Linked DNA regions of Mus musculus: region 2 is linked to region 1. Evidence: chromatin loops called from intact Hi-C (ENCODE). Cell type or tissue: heart. All regions are shown on one strand.

What was found. Peaks named below come from ENCODE experiments on the same cell type or tissue, not always from the same donor. Only the 100,000 strongest peaks of a DNase experiment are listed, where the experiment ranks them.
Region 2: it touches region 1 in a loop (2.3-fold over the local background); 2 of 42 quality-filtered maps call a loop at or near these places.

Annotation. Positions count from the first base shown.
Region 1 is chr9:79,441,628-79,449,627 of GRCm38, reverse strand. It overlaps Gm10635 (predicted gene 10635), which reads left to right. Exons shown (of 3, transcript NR_045336.1): 3 at 2,408-5,591. Among named protein-coding and RNA genes, the nearest start is that of Gm39377, 55 kb to the right of the region's middle. In heart, a CTCF peak has its summit at 3,176; no DNase peak of the experiment used is centred here.
Region 2 is chr9:79,712,403-79,720,402 of GRCm38, reverse strand. Col12a1 (collagen, type XII, alpha 1) reads left to right here and starts at 1,681. Exons shown (of 66, transcript NM_001290308.1): 1 at 1,681-1,984; 2 at 4,932-5,039. The coding sequence starts at 4,967. In heart, CTCF peaks have their summits at 3,284 and 5,763; DNase peaks (open chromatin) are centred at 1,682 and 5,762; H3K4me3 peaks cover 4,744 bases; H3K27ac peaks cover 5,084 bases; H3K27me3 peaks cover 440 bases.

The DNA.
Region 1 (8,000 bases):
AGTCACAGGAAGCTGGGGGAGAAAGGGTAACATGAAGGCAAAGCCCTTCACAGCAGAGGAAGGAAAGCTCACAAGGCCTCAACCGTACCCAAAGCATCCCAAGCAACTCAGGGAAACTGGGAGTGGGAGGAATGGTGCTTCTCAGAGAGGAGCACACCAATCGTCTGTCCAGTGCCACACTATCAGCTCAAAAAAATACATACAAGTAATATTATATGGATTCGACAGGTTATATTTAGGAATATATATGTATATGCAAATGCATATATGCATATAATGACAATGAAAAAAAAAAAAAAGAAGCCATGAATTTGAAGCCGAGCAGGGAGGGATCTTTGGGAGGATTGGGAGGGAGGACAGAGAAGAGGAACATGTTGTAATTCAATTCCAGTCTCAAAGGTAAACAACAACAGCAGAAAAGTAGAGGAACAAAAGAGAAAACTACCATCTCACGCATCTGCAGAATTCTATGCCTGCATCCTGCATAGTTTAGCAATGCTGGCTAGGACATCAGACCACAGAAGAAATGGCTGAAAGTGATATGGTTTGGACTTAGTTTTCATGTTTACCTGTCTAAAGCTTTCATTTTTAAGCAATAATGAGCTCAACTAAGCCAATATCAGCATAACAACACTGTGGGATAACTGATTCTCGTTCTGTTAGAGGCTGCTCTGGTGCTATAAGGTGCTTATTACTAGTCTTGATTTTTACTCACTAGATGTGAGCACAACGCCTCCAGAAGATGTCAAATACATTCCATGGGGCAAATATCTATGTTGAAAACTACAGGCTTGGTGCTTCAAATCACATAGAGAAGTCAATAATCAAAGGGTCCACATGTCTTTTCTACTTTATTGGCATTCTATAATATGGCATGCTTATCATAATTATATTAGTACTTAAATTAGTAATTGATGGAATGATAATTTTCTAAATACTGAGTCAGTTTAACTCATCTTTTCCCTCTACTCTGAGTACTACTACACAGTTAAATTTAACAAATCTCAATGCCTTTTTTCTCTTTTTAGTTTCTCTTATTTCTGTAATTTATTCCTGTGACATGGTTAACATTGTACTACTACAATACCATCCAGTGTTAACAATTATTTTTCAAAGAGAAAGAACTACAAATGCTCAGTGTATGTGAGGGAAGGCAGGTTAGAAGTTTGTTACTGATTAAAGTGGAAATGAGAAAGAAATAAAAGATTCTGTGATCCTTTGTTTCTTTATTAAAGGATCACTCAGTTTTACACCGAGTGTTAGGACTGCTTTGTGTTAAGGCACTATGACCAAAAGCAAAAGGAAAGAGTTTATTTGGCTTATGAATCCACTTCACTGTTAATTACCGAAGGAAGGGAGGGCAGGAACTCAAACAGTGGGAGAACCTGGACTCAGGAGCTGTAGAGGCCATGGAGGAATGCTGCTTACTGACTTGCTCCTCATGTCCTGCTCTGCTTGCTTTCTTATATATATATATTTATTACATGTTTTCTTCAATTACATTTCCAATGCTATCCCAAAAGTCCCCCATACCCTCCCCCCCACTCCCCTACCCACCCATTCCCACCTTTTGGCCCTGGAGTTCCCCTGTACTGGGGCATATAAAGTTTGCGTGTCCAATGGGCCTCTCTTTCCAGTGATGGCCGACTAGGCCATCTTTTGATACATATGCAGCTAGAGTCAAGAGCTCCGGGGTACTGGTTAGTTCATAATGTTGTTGCACCTACAGGGTTGCAGACCCCTTTAGCTCCTTGGGTACTTTCTCTAGCTCCTCCATTGGGAGCCCTGTGATCCATCCAATAGCTGACTGTGAGCATCCACTTCTGTGTTTGCTAGGCCCCAGCCTAGTCTCACGAGAGACAGCTATATCAGGGTCCTTTCAGCAAATGCTTGCTAGTGTATGCAATGGTGTCATCATTTGGGGGCTAATTATGGGATGGATCCCTGGATATGGCAGTCTCTAGATGGTCCATCCTTTTGTCTCAGCTCCAAACTTTGTCTCTGTAACTCCTTCCATGGGTGATTGTACCCAAGATATAAGAGACAATTTGTAAAACACATGAAACTGAAGAAGAACGAAGACCAAAGTGTGGACACTTTGCCCCTTCTTAGAATTGGAAACAATCTGCTTGCTTTCTTATTGAACCCAGTACCACCAGCCCAGGGATGGCACCACCCACAGTAGCCTGGACTCTCCTTCTTCAGTCACTAATTAAGAGAATTGCCTCCAGGTTTGCTTACAGATCAATCTTAAGGTGGCCTTTTCTCAATTGAGGTCCCTTCCTCTCAGAGGACTCTATCTTGTGTCAAGTTGTCATAAAACTAGCCAGGGCACACCAGGAAACTGAAGAGGAAGGAAGGAGGGAGACCATTCTGACTGACGCATTGTTTTTCTCTCTCTTTTCAGAAGCTCATTAAGATGACAAAACCATGATTCTCTTTGCACTGCTGATGTTCCATGAACATCAGAGGTTACGTTAGCTATAGAAGCGTCATGGAAATCTCTGAACAGTGCTAAGGACTCCCGGACTCTCTATCCTACAAATCACTTGTTGTAACACAGCCAGGTCACCAGTAAATACTTCCCATTCCCATGATTCAAGGTTCAAGATTTTCAACACATTTAAAACCAGGAGCATTGGTATCCTTTAATCTTACAAATCTTTAAAGACATTTTATTCTAAGAAGAGCCAAAGGAAAACCCTCTGCATTTCAAGAACTTCATTTAGATGTTTGATTTTTTTTTTTTAAATATGAATCACCCTACAAGTCTTGTAAAATACTTGTGTGGAGAGACAACGACCTTTAAGTTTGAAGAAAGGAATCTTAGATGTCGCAAAGACCCCACTGAGCCAGTTTTGTTTTAATTCTCTTTGCATCATAGTGTCTTATTCAAGTCTGGGTTGCAAGAGAGAAGTTGAGTGCATTTATGGGTCATTCTTGTCAGAGACAGAAAAATACAGACAGCTGCAGAGAAGTGGGACCCAGGATAACTGCAATCACAAATGGACCTCACTGAAAGAAGCGCTTGAACCACCAACCTCTTGTCCAAGCAGAAGAAATGGAGGCAGACTGCAAAGTAGTTTTTATGTGGATGCATAGCTTCCCTTTCAAAGAAACCACCTGTACCAATTGACTTTCAATTTTTCCCAACATTGCTGCCTGTCCCTCTACAGTCTGGGTCTGGAACAACACCACAAGCTCAGACAAGATAGATGCGGTTCTGTTGACCTTACAAGCTGTTGAAAGTATGGAACAAGGCTTGCAAGACAGTGAAGGATTTATACCTTCCTCCTAGTGATTAATTTGTTCTCATGTTCTGGACTTTAAGGCCAGATTTGAGAGGCAGCATCATTGGCTACTGTCCCCAAAACTTGTTCTGTCTCTATTCCTCCTTCTTGTCCTCATGAAAACCCTGTCCTCCCTAACAGAAAGTCATTCAATGCTAGTGCTTGGGGAAAACATGGCCAGACTGGGAGGAGCATGAGAGCTCTGTGGGAAACCCTGAAGGAATTACAATAGGGACAGAATGGAAGGGGTGAGGAAGGGTTAGGGAACTCAAAATTGGGTGCCACACAGCTACGTGGCCAGTCTGGCAGTTGCAACTATCCTTTTCCTAGATCTCAAAGAGGGCATCCTAGATTAACATAAGGTGGACATAATACGTTAACTAGTTGCCATGTCATCTGTGCAGTGCTTGTAGCTCCGAAGGTGCTTGTGATAAGATAAATCTGTCTGGAAGACTGCCAGCAAACAGCCATTGCTAGAGAACATTGGAAATAGAAAGTGAACCCTACAGCCCAGCCGGCCATGGATAAGCTGTGTTTCTTTCCTGTGATCCCAGCACTGGATGAGATGATGCTATGACACTTAAGGTATGATTTCTAGTATCACTCCCTCCTGATAACTGTCACACGGTACATGTCTGTCAAGAAGAAGAGAGCAAGCTTTTCCTTTCAGTAAGGAAGGAAACAAATTCTGTTCATTGGTTTATCTGCTAAATGTCCAGAATCATCTGACCCCTGGAGGAACCAGACAGAGCAACGGTATTGTCATGTCTTCCCCAAATGCAGAGTATTTCAAAACATTTCAGGAAAAGAAAATATTAACAGAAACTGCCTAACAAACTCGTGGTGGGATTTTTATTTGCTTTTATAACTAATGATAGATTTTCTTTTAATTCAGTGTTTGACTTTTTTTTTTTTCTGCAGCTGTAACTTGTGTCCATTTGTCAAACACCAGAGAACTATATCTGCTAATATCATGGTTATAAAACTGTGTCTAATAACCTAACCAAAATGCATCTTTTTATTGTGGCATTAGTGGAATTTTTTTTGTAGGTTTAGTAAACTATTCCTATCCTTTTTTTTTTTTTTTTTAGCTTTGTTTTTGTTTCCCCTTAAGGTTTGATTTTGGAGAGTTGTCCATGTCACATAGCAAATAAATTGACCATGAGACTGTCTGGTGACTTTAGAACATTGTTTTATGTTACATTTCCTTAGCCTATGGGACATTTGTTTGCTATACATGTTTTAAAAGTATATAGTAGCTTGCATGAATTCTAATCAGGAAGACATATTTAAAATTCTTTATCAGACAATTTGTCTTTTGTATATACTAGGGCTGCAGATTCTTGTGAGTTACTTTCGTATCTAGCTACTCTCCTAAAAGTGGGTCAGCTGTAGGAGTGCCCTGGTGGAAATTTTAGGGTCATTTATGCATAGTATTTTATCACCTGCAAGTAAAGATACTTTGACTTATTCCTTTCTAAACTGTACCTTGATCTCTTTTGATTTTCTTATTGCTCTAGCTAATACTTCAAGTACAATATTGAATAGGTATGGAGAGAGTGAACAACCTTGTCTTGTTCCTGATTTTAGTGGAAAAGTTTCTGTACATTTGAGTTAATGTTGGCTATGGGCTTGCTTTAAATTACCTTTACTATGTCTAGTTATGTTTCATGTATCCCTAGTCTCTCCAGGGCTTTTATCATGAAAGGCTGTTAGATTTTTGTCCAAGACCTTTTCTGCAACTAATGAGATGATTATGCAGTTTTCTTTCCATTTATTTATACAGTGGATTGCATTTGCTGATATTCGTCTCTTGAACCATCCTTGCATCTCTGGGACAGTCTACTGGATCATGAGAGATAATCTTTTTGATGTATTCTTGGCTTCAGTTTGCAAGTATTTTATTGAGTATTTTTTACACCTATGTTCATTATAGAAATTGGTCCATAGAGAGGACAGGGTTTTCATGAGGACAAGAAGCAGGAATGGAGACAGAACAAATTTGGGGGCCAGTGGCCAGTGATGCTATCTCTCAAATCTGTCCTTAAGGTCCAGATCATAAGCCCAAGTTGCTATGAGTGTAAATCCTTCATTGTTGCACAAGCAAAGCTTTTTTTCTTTTTTCTTGACAGAATCTTTATGTAGTTTGGGTGTCAGGGTAACTGTGTGTTCTCATTTCTGAAAATTTATATCATGTTCAGAAAGTCTTCATGTTCCAATTACTTATTTTACTGTTTGTACAGTTTTTTTGAAGATTTACATTTATAAAATATATCTGGAATAAAGTTCAGTTTTCAACATTACAAAGAATTGCAATATTGAACTTCAATTTTTGTATTATTTTGGTACCTAGGAATAAAAAAAAAATTCCTTTTCTGAGGTGAAATATGAAATGTGTGCTGATGTGAGATGGTTTAGTGGGTAAAGCTACAATTTGATCATCTCAATTTGATCCTCAGAATGTTAAGATGAAAGGACTCCATTAAATTATCCTTAGACTTCACAGGAGCACCATGGCATAAACACGCATGCAGGCATGCAGGCATGCACGTTCACACATGTGCAGGCACATACACACGCACCATGAATTGAACATACATACATACATACATACATACATATATACATGCAACAATTTATCTTTTAAATATATGAACACCATCTTAATCATATAGAGTGTCCCACATGAATAATGTTTGTTCTTACAGCTCAGGTCTCTCTCTCTCTCAGGACAACATCATTCTATACACAGTTTTGATAAATATTTCTGAGTGCCCACACTGTGCTAATTGCTGTTCTTCCATTTTAGGCGCTAGAGATACATCAGAGTGAACTGCTTTTAAATAAGCATAATGATAATTGAGGAGGCAGAGGAAGGAAGTCAGCCTGACTTGTTTAACACTCTACTAAAGCCAATGAAATCAATATGTAAAATACAGTGAGTTCTGGTAATCCCTGTGAAGGAAAAACAAAGCCAAGCCATGCACTTCAGCCAGGATGCTTTTAATTGGTCAGTTAACAAAAGCTACACCCAGAAAGGAGCACCAGGAAAAGGAAGATGCAAAGAGAGTGAGGGAGCAAATCAACAGTTACCTAGGGAGGAGAAAAAAGCAGCAAATGTCAGTGACTGTAAAGACAAGTGGCCAGAGCACAGTGATCAAGGGGACAAAGGAGGAAAGGGGCTGAGGTTAGAGGGTGCAAAAGGAACTGACTCTTATCTAACAAAAGGCCTCCAGGAGGTTTTAAGTAAGAGAGTTATACAGAAGGGTCTAGAAATTTAAGACTATAATGACAAATATGCCAAGCATAGTTGTATAGAATTAAGATACAGAAATAGAAGCTATGTCTGTATAGGTCTTATTTTAATACACTAATTGCCTTCCATGTCTCTTAATTCCCTGTGTGATCCATCACCTTTCATGCTCCCCTCTTCTTGTAAAATTCTTTTTCTTTTATAACAATAAAAAATGTTAGACCTGAGGAATAGAGATGAAGGCACGAAGAAGTGCTAGACATTGTTAGCATTCTGTCTAAACTCCACCCTACAGTTACCTGGCAACAGCCAGGTATGCTCCTCCCCACAGTTACCTGACAATAGCCAGGTAGGCCTGACCCACAGTAAAAGGGGCTGCTTGCCTCTTTTGCTTCTCTCTCTTACCTCTTGCTCTCTTGCTTCTCCCTCTTGCCCCCTCACCTCCCATTCCTTACCCCCTGCCCCCCTCCACATGGTCATGGCCAGCATCTACTTTTCTACTCTCTTCCCTTCTCTGCCTTTTTTTTTTTTTTGCCTCTACTACTCCCTAAACTCCCTTCCCCATGCCCTGAATAAACTCTATTCTATACTATACTATCCTCTTCCAACATACCTCTCCACACCCCCATAGAACACATCTTATACATCTTTATCTTTTTATAAACACATCAGACATACTTTGATTACAATGTCAGTGGGGGTAGCTATATGTGTGTGTTGGGAGAAAGGAGCATGATTATTGTGCAATATTTGATCCAACAACTGGGCAAAAGGAATTGCTATTAAGTGGATTGAGGTTACGAGAAAGGCAAGCTTGGAGGAAAATGTCAAGATTGCTAAGAATGCTGCCTATTCCACATCTGTACCACAAATGGACAAATTAAAATATAAAAGCTAGAACTAATTACTACTTTGTTGCAGTGATTATGATATTCATTAAGATTAGTACCAACATTCCAGTATCCTTTCCAAGCATCTGGTAGGATGAGGCTTCTACATTCAGTTGAAGGTAAGTCAAATTAGCCAAGTTAGTCTCTGTAACCAGTGTGCTAGGTACAAGTGACATCTATTATCTCAAGTCCTGTCAACTGAATATAGGAACAACTAGGAAAATTATGATTGATGGTGAGAGCCAACAACACTGAAAACTGTTGCCTAAAGGGACTTGGAAGGAAGATAATAAAGAAGCTTTAGTTTTCATGCACAAAATCAGAAAGCAGTATTACCATTGTTCTTAACTGCTTAATTTACAAGATATTATGAGAAAGATGAGTTTAGGAAAATGTCTAGATTCAGCCAGATATAAAAGCAAATAAAATAAAATAGCAAACCCTTCACTTCAAAATTCCACTAATTTATCTTTTTTTTTCATCCTGTAAAAGAAAAGACCAAAGATGTCCTACAATGAGAGGGGCCAATTTGAACTCAACAAGGATAAAATCAAGAGTATAATTTTC
Region 2 (8,000 bases), 270 kb before region 1:
AAGAGCAGGCTTGGAAGCTGAGTTCCCTTCAGGCATGAAGAGGGGGCTCGCTGCTCCTGGGTGGCTCTGAGCATCACAGGGATGTAAAAGATCAGCTGTGTCGCATACATTGGTGTTTGCATCTTCCAGATGCGTTCACACCCTGGCTGGAGGGTCTAGGCAGACACCAGAACTGTGGAGACATGAGGGAAAAGCCTGCGCATTGTGTGGGCGCTTTGTGCAAGTTGCTCAGCGGCCTTTGAGTGGGCCCTGCGTGCTCCAAGAATGTGCAGAGGTGGTGGCCATTCTCATTTTTCTCGTTTCTTTTCTTCCAGGCTCCTCTCTTGCTCTGGTTAGCTCTGGCCAGAGGCCGCCCGTGCGTGGGGCAAGGCGCAAGGGAACTGGGAAAAAGCGTGCAGAGTTTTGGTCAATTCCAACACTAATGTGCCTAGAGCAGGGAAGTCAAATCTGCAGAGGTAAGATCAAGCATGGAAGAAAGGCTTAAGTCAGGTGTGCTCGCAACTTCTGCTACCAAGGGGCGGTCTACTCCAGGGTCTAGAGCCCTGTCCTGTTTCCAGTACCCACTAGCCCAACCCTGCTGAGGCGACGTCTCTGGGCTTCAAGGGGCGGGAAATTCGCGGAGCGAGTTCTGAGCTCACAAACGCGTGTAGGAATCCGTCTTCGAGCCCTTTCCGGATAACAACGTGTGACTACTGGACACTTCATCCCATGCGTCTTGTACAATTTGGCAACTTCAAGTGCCAGACTCCCACTGCGTCCAAGGGGTGGAGTGCCGGGAACCGGGGAGCTGCAGAAAAGAGCCCGTGTGCTGGCGGAGTATCCGGCTCCTAGTTGGCCTTCTCAGTAGCTCGCGCCTGCGTGCGAGCGTCCCCGAGCGAGCTCCTCTCCGTCCTTTTCACCTCTAGGAATTTTTTAGGGAAGAGCTGCCTGAAGCCCCAACGTGGGCCAGATTTTACTCTTAAACTGACAAGAAATTTCTAAGGAGAATAAAACTTGTTCTTAAGTGTCCCGTTGGGATGCCCCCGCCGCCCCCGCCCCCAGGTACCAATAACTTTCCTCTCCCTCCCTCCAGACTGAATCGAAGCCTCCCATCTCTATCCTGAAAAACTAGGTTAGACAGACAGGCCTGGGAAAGCCATCCTAGCCCTGAGCCGGGAGCAGGCAGGCGGCTGTCGGAGTTTTCAAAGTCGCGCCTTGGAGACTGGGAAAGACAGAGGCCCGCCGCGTGCACAGACAGTTAGTTAATGGAAAGCCTGTAAATCGGTTTTAAGTGCACCCAGGACAGAGGGGGAGGAAGGTGGACGTGGGGACGGTGGCGGCCGGAGATGCAATGGTGAGGGACAAAGGGGATGCCCATCCCGCTGCTCTGAAACGAAGATCCGTTCCCCACTTCTCCATTGTTCTTATTTTAGAAAAATAAACGTATTAAAGAAACTCGTTGGGTTAGGGAAACCCGAGCCCCCTAGCCCGCCCCAAGCGGAGGAGTCCGCGGCCTCCCTTGGCAGGGAACCCGGCTGCGGCTGTCCCCCTCTCTCCCTCCCTCCTCCCCGCCCCCGGAGGGGCATTGCTACTACGGCGATCGCCACCTCACGCCGAAGGAATGCTCGAAGTATGCACACGTTCCCAAAAGTAGACCTCCTTCACCGCCGAGGAGCATACATCACCCGTGGCAGCCTTCCACCTTCTCAGGCGTTTCGTAACCGAGTAAACTGAGAGCCGGGAACAGCCCTCTATTAAGTAGCCCGCGGCGCGGAGTCTCTTCCCAGTCGGCAAAGGCGGCCGCTGCAGACGCGTCCGCCCGCAGCTGCATTCAGTCCCCCTGCCTCCGCTCACTCTGCGCACTAGGCGCTGCTGCTGGGTGCTCCCATCGCCTTTTCCACACCGGCGGCCGCCAGGTGCTCCCGGAGCGCAGCGCCCTCCCAGGCCCGGGGGGTCCCACGCGCAGGCTGCTGGACGCCCGCTCCCTCTGTCACCTCCGGCTCAGGTCAGTCTGGCTTCTGTTCCCCACCCCAACCCCCACCCCTCGCGCCCTTTCCCAAAGATAACTGGGGAAAGTGGCTTCTTGCTTGCACCTTAACCCGGGGCTGGCAGAATGCCCAGCAGGGGCTGCTTGGCTTTGGAAGCGATTGATTAGTGTGCCCGAGATAGATCTGTGGCACAGGAGTTTGGCGGTTTCTTTGGAGTTTTGGAGGGAGAAGGAAAGGTGGCTTGCTTGTGTGCCAAGTGGGACTCAGTGTATCCATCTGTAGGGCAATGTCCTCTATAGTCTCTGTCGCTTTCAGTGAAGTGCACGGGCTGCATAGGTCGCTCTTTATAATCTGGTGGCTTTGCCAGGGACTCCAGGCTTGCAGCAGGGACTCAAGGCATTGCCAGAAAACGAAGTGAAGTACTGTACGCTCCGCGAAGAATTCCATGGAGGGCCAGTGGAAAGCGCTCCAGCTTGGGGAGACTAGGCGCTAGTGGCATCTCCAGATGCTCGGGGGAGCTGCCCTGGCTCCATCCTCCACTGCTTTCAAAGTGCTGCTGGGTTAGGCCAGCTCTCGCAGCTTCTGAGACTTCCTTTTTGGGTTCCTCCTGAATGCACTGGGATTAAGTTTTACCCAGGGTCAGTCAATGGGACCTTTGAGGAGGGTTCTCCTCCAGTCTTTGAGTGCACAGATCAGAGTGCGTGGAGTCAGTGCATTTGAGAGCAGTTGACAAATGGGACCTGCATCTGGCTTCCTCAGCCACCATCCCCTGACCAATTCAGATCTTTGGCATACACCTCCTCTCAGCTCCAAGGTTAGGGTCTTCTAAAGAATACTGGGGTAGGATTGGGGGAGGGGGGCGAAGAAACAAGTCTAAGCTCGTCCTTGGCTAGGTAGCCTTTATAGAAGACGTAGGTGACGCCTGGACTCTAGATGGGCCCACGAAACATTTGTGTGCCTGTGTGTGCGTTTGAAAAAAAAAGTTAAATTGAGAGAGTTAAGAAGTTGGCTCCTTCCAGCAAGGGGTGGGGGAGGGGCAAGTTGTCCGAAAGAGACCAGTTCCCATAGTGCCCCCACTCCGGGCAGTTGATTCATTTTCATTCATGAGGGGAAGTGAGGGAAATCCTACTGCCACGTAAGGGCTACCGCTTTCAGACATCTATGTCTGAGAATGCTCAATGAAGTGTTGCTAAGCACTCCGATAAATGTTTTGGCTAAGAAGGAGAGAGAAGTTTTTCTTTAAAACGTATACGAACGGAATTCTTGGCTGGCTGAGATGGCTGAGTTATTCATCAGATACCCCAAAGAGAAGTGATTCATTCTTGATGCTGAGACAGGAAGCCGATAGGTGGCGCACTAGACTAAGACTAGACTAACTCAAGTTTTTTGTTCACCCTTTTAACACCCCCCCCCCCCCCAAATACTGCACACCGATTTTTGTGGGTAGGTTACCACTCTTTAACTTTTCGTGAGCACAACTGCGGACTGCATTCTAAATTATCATATCAGCGTTATGGCCGGGTGACGACAACAATGAAGCATTTATGCTTTTTTAATCTTTACAAATTTTGACTAATGTAGGAAAGGGTTTGTTGTTAATTAGGGGGAGAAGACATTACTAAAACCCCTTAGATCCCAGAGCTGCGCCAAAATTTTAATATTGGCTTCATAAAAAGGAGCTCTGGGCAATTTGGCTTGCCTGCTCATCAGACATGTAAAATGCAATTTACACTCGGATGAGGAAAGCTGCCCTAACCCTCGTGCCAATGATTTGGAAAGGCAGGGTTGGAGACTGTCAGTTCCTTTTTTCTCAAGGAGAGCCCAACCTTTGGCTTATTTTTGAATTCCCAAACACAAATGGGGGAGTGCTCCCCGCTATTTGTCATGAGGCCTATGGTGTAGCCTTAAAGTTATGTGTGCACTTCTGAATCTCCTCGTTCTGTTTTTTGCATTTGGCCACAGACACCTTCCCAGTCCAGCTAATTGCTGGTAACTTTTGTTCCTGGATTGGATCATAGAATATACTAGGGCAGTCCTTTCTGCTGCTAAAACAGCTACTGTGTGTTGAGAAAGTAAAAAGGATGAGTGGAACTCTTTGCCGTTAAGGAAGAAATCTATTTGCAAAGGCAGGAAAAATTAAGAACCTTCTCACCTCTGGGGCTTGTATTAGTTATAATCGTCCAGCATTAAGAAATAGCTAAACACAAGGAAGAATTATTGCGGTTTGTACAATCTAAGAATGTTTGGGAAACAGACAAGGGCATTTTGCTTTTTCTACGGCTTCGTCTCTTTTTATTATGCATTTTAGAGTTGGTTCCCTCTCATCTTTGGTAAAGGTTTTATCAGATGTGAAAACGACACGGTTATCAGAAGAACTGGGGTTCATTTGAGCCTTCCTCATCCCTCTGTAATCTATTCCAGATCTTAAAGACATACTTGCATATTTTTAGTCAGGATAAACTGGAGAAAATAGAATAAATGAGGTTTATTATTATTATTATTATTATTATTATTATTATTATTATTATTATCAAATTACCCTGGGACCACTAAAGCACAGTTACCTAAAGAGGTTAGCAGTTAGGGAAAAACAGCCAAATGAAATACCCAGCTGGAAGACACATTTGGTTGAGTCAGGGATAAAATGACCTCTAAATTATCCATCACCTTGGCAGTATGAAGTCATGTGCGGTCTGGTCAGGCCTTTACAGGGCACCAGGCAGCAGCAGCTCCCTGGGGGAAGAATATTCTCTTTAAACTAGAATTTCCTACTAGTGCCCTGATTAAACCTATTGGAAGAGCTTGACTTCCATGGTTCCACAATGGGTCCATTATGTGCTGGGCTGGGCCCTGTTGTTTTATAGGCAGATTTGGCTCGGTTCTGGTCCATGTTTAGGCTCTAGTCTAACCTTGTTCGTGGCCTGCTCAGGCTGGGTTCTGATGGATCACTGCTTCCTCCTGCAGATCCCTTCATGAGGCTGTGAGCTTGAGGCCCAAACATGCAGACCAGGCTTCCCCGAGCGCTGGCCGCCCTGGGCGTGGCCCTACTCCTGTCTTCCATTGAGGCAGAAGGTAAAATGCTTTTACTTCTCCTATGACAAGTGAAACTGCAGAGTTCAAGAAAGGAAAAGACTTTCATCTCCTGCTTCTGTTGCTTGGTCTGTTTTCTCTGCACTTCTCAGGTGCTTTCTCTTCTTCAGAGAAACACCTGCCTTCTGAGGTGTGTCCGTTTCTGAACTTTAAAGGTCCAGCTCGTTTATTCTGCTTCCACTATTCTGTACAGTGCTGTGTGGTCTCCTTGCGCTTGTCTCTGCAGTGTGCTGTCCACACTGCCACCTGCACTGCCGCCTTCCTTGACGATCAGTCCCCTGGATAGGGCAACAACTGTATCCAGCTCTGACAAGAGGATTCCCGACATCTGGACACCAGGAACCTCAGAATATGGACACCTTTACAGGATCAGCAGCGGATCACCTGGGTCAGGACTGTGACCTTGGTGACAACATGAAATAAAAGACTCCAACACTGCCAGCCCCGAGCGTCTGGTTTTCCTTTCTTTTCTTTTTGAGCAGATTAGGTTGGGTAGGCAGACTTTCAGACAAAGGAGCCAACCTTCAAACTGCCAGTAGCTAGGGGAGGTGGGTGGGCGGGGGATGAGTGACAAGCAGAAACTGACCCCTAGTGGGTGCTCACTCGATCTAGAGGACCCTGCTGTTTGCGTTTGGTTCTAAGGTTTCTAAAGCACACGTCCCAGAACAACCCAGCTGTGGGGGAGGGGTGGCTCGGCTGGGTGCCAGGGTTTCCAGCCTGTAGGCGGCTGGGATCCGGGCACCCCTTTGGCTTGCTCTTGCGTTTGCCTGGCTCAGGGAGACCTGGCCGCGTCTAACCTCAGCGTCTTGGCACTAGGTGGTCAGGGACACCACAATGTGACTCCAAAAGCCCCGGCTCCTTGTACCCTGCCATCTAGAAAACTTTTGTTAGACTTTTAACCTAATTTCCGTTTTGTTTGATGCACTTAGTGCTTTCATGTCTCAGTATTTATCGAGGAAGCCACTTCCATGTAACAATCTTAGTGGCCCTTTCAATTATCATTCGGGACGTTGCAAACTAATCGTATTTCGCAAGATAAATGGGTTAATCTTGAAAAGTCCTTTTACCCTCTTCAATTAAAAAAAATGCCTTTAATGAAGTTAGGGAGATGTCTGTCCGCTCTGGAAATTCCAGGGTAGACTGTGTTGATACTAAAGTGGTTAGGTATGTAGGGCTGTTTCTTGACCATCCTGATTTTTAAAAAAAATGTTCTACTTCAAAACTATAGGTATAGAGAGTTAATGTTAGGGAACCAACCATAGCGCACTGCTCCTGGCCTGGCTTTCGTGACGAGTCTGATCTTCCCTCCTGAAGGAGTATTCTGATGAGGTGTCCTTTCAGTAATCCTTGCTGTGACGTCAGTTAGGAAGGAATTTTATTTGAGAAACTTCTGGAAGCACTACTGAAGATATTTTTAGATAAATCACTGAAGTGGCCTGTTTGTTGCCCATTAAGAAAATAGTTCTTTGAAAATAAAAGTTTTGAGAATTCTTAAGTATAGGGTTAGGTTGGTGATTATGCTAAGTGGAAAACATCTCTTAAGTGGTATTGACCAGGCAGCAAAATACAGTTAAAAAGGACATTATACGATATGTCTTTATTATTAGCTCATATTTTATCTTCTAACTTTATATTAATTTCCATATGATGTAGTTGGTTTTTCCTCAATCTTTCTTAAGCTCATGTCTCCTCCTCCTTTAGGCCAGTATATTTTAATAAATTCATTTTTGGATTGCTTTCTAGTTTGGCAGTGTCAGACAGAAATATGAGGCACAAATGTAAGTCATACGTAGAACTCCAACATTTCTTATAGTCATATAAGTAAAACAAAAGGGAAAAGAAGAAAAATTGATTTTAATGTAAAAGGTCTTAACACAATATTTTTGTTTCAACATGCAATTGATAGACACAGCATCAGCTAGCACTTCTGCATTTCTGTGCTAAGTTTTGGAAGCTGGACGTGGACTTTTTACACTTGTAGCACATTTCATTATGGACTGGCCACACTTCAAGCGCTCGGTAGCCACGTGTGGCTGTTTGCCCCTTGTTGGGCTGCTCAGCCCTGGTGTTAACTACTAACTAAATGGCCCCAGGAGCCTAGAGAAGGCTAACAAAATTTGTGGCCAAAGTCTTTCTGGAGACGTTGGGCTATGAAATAGAATTTTTCTCCCTGAAATCTTTCTGTGAGAGTATTTCAAAATTTCAGCTTGTCCCTCTGTGTACAGTCTTCTGGTAGGGTAGCCAAAGTTACTTTTTTTTAATTTTAATTTTAATTTTTTTGGTGTGGCTCATATATGCTCTTGTAGTTCTATGGATAATTTTTATTTGCTTTTTTTATATGCTGAAAGCACAGTTTTTTTATGTTAATTGAAATTATTTTAAAATTTACATTTTACCTTCAAAAAATCATAATAAAATTTTCACCGTGCTTGCATTTGTATGGTTAAATTATGTTACCATTCTAGGTTACTGTGTCCTATAGACGTAAACACAAAGGTGATTTTTAAAAATTTTTGTCTTAAGTGGATATTAAATAGACTAGCAAAGTTAAAACTTTCTCTAGTTTAAGATTAAATCTAGGTATGGACCTAGGTTGTGTGAGTTAGTCTGGGTTTGGGTAACATATATTAATAGATTTTTAGAAAAATTAGCTTTGCATTAAATAGCTAATGGTTATTATTCCTTGAAAACTGGACACATTTTTTTTCATTAATCTAGAATTTGAGATGGATATAAAATTTGTGAAATTCAGTTTTAAATTTTGTATTATTTATAGCTTATACCATATAATAAACAATCATTATCAATTTTCAGTGATTTTAATCCATGCCTTTAATAATAATTGCCTTGCATCTAGATTAAGAAAAAAATGATATAATGTACACACATATATGTATTTCCTCTCACAATCCTTCCTCCATCCCCCCTCCCCTTCTAATGAAA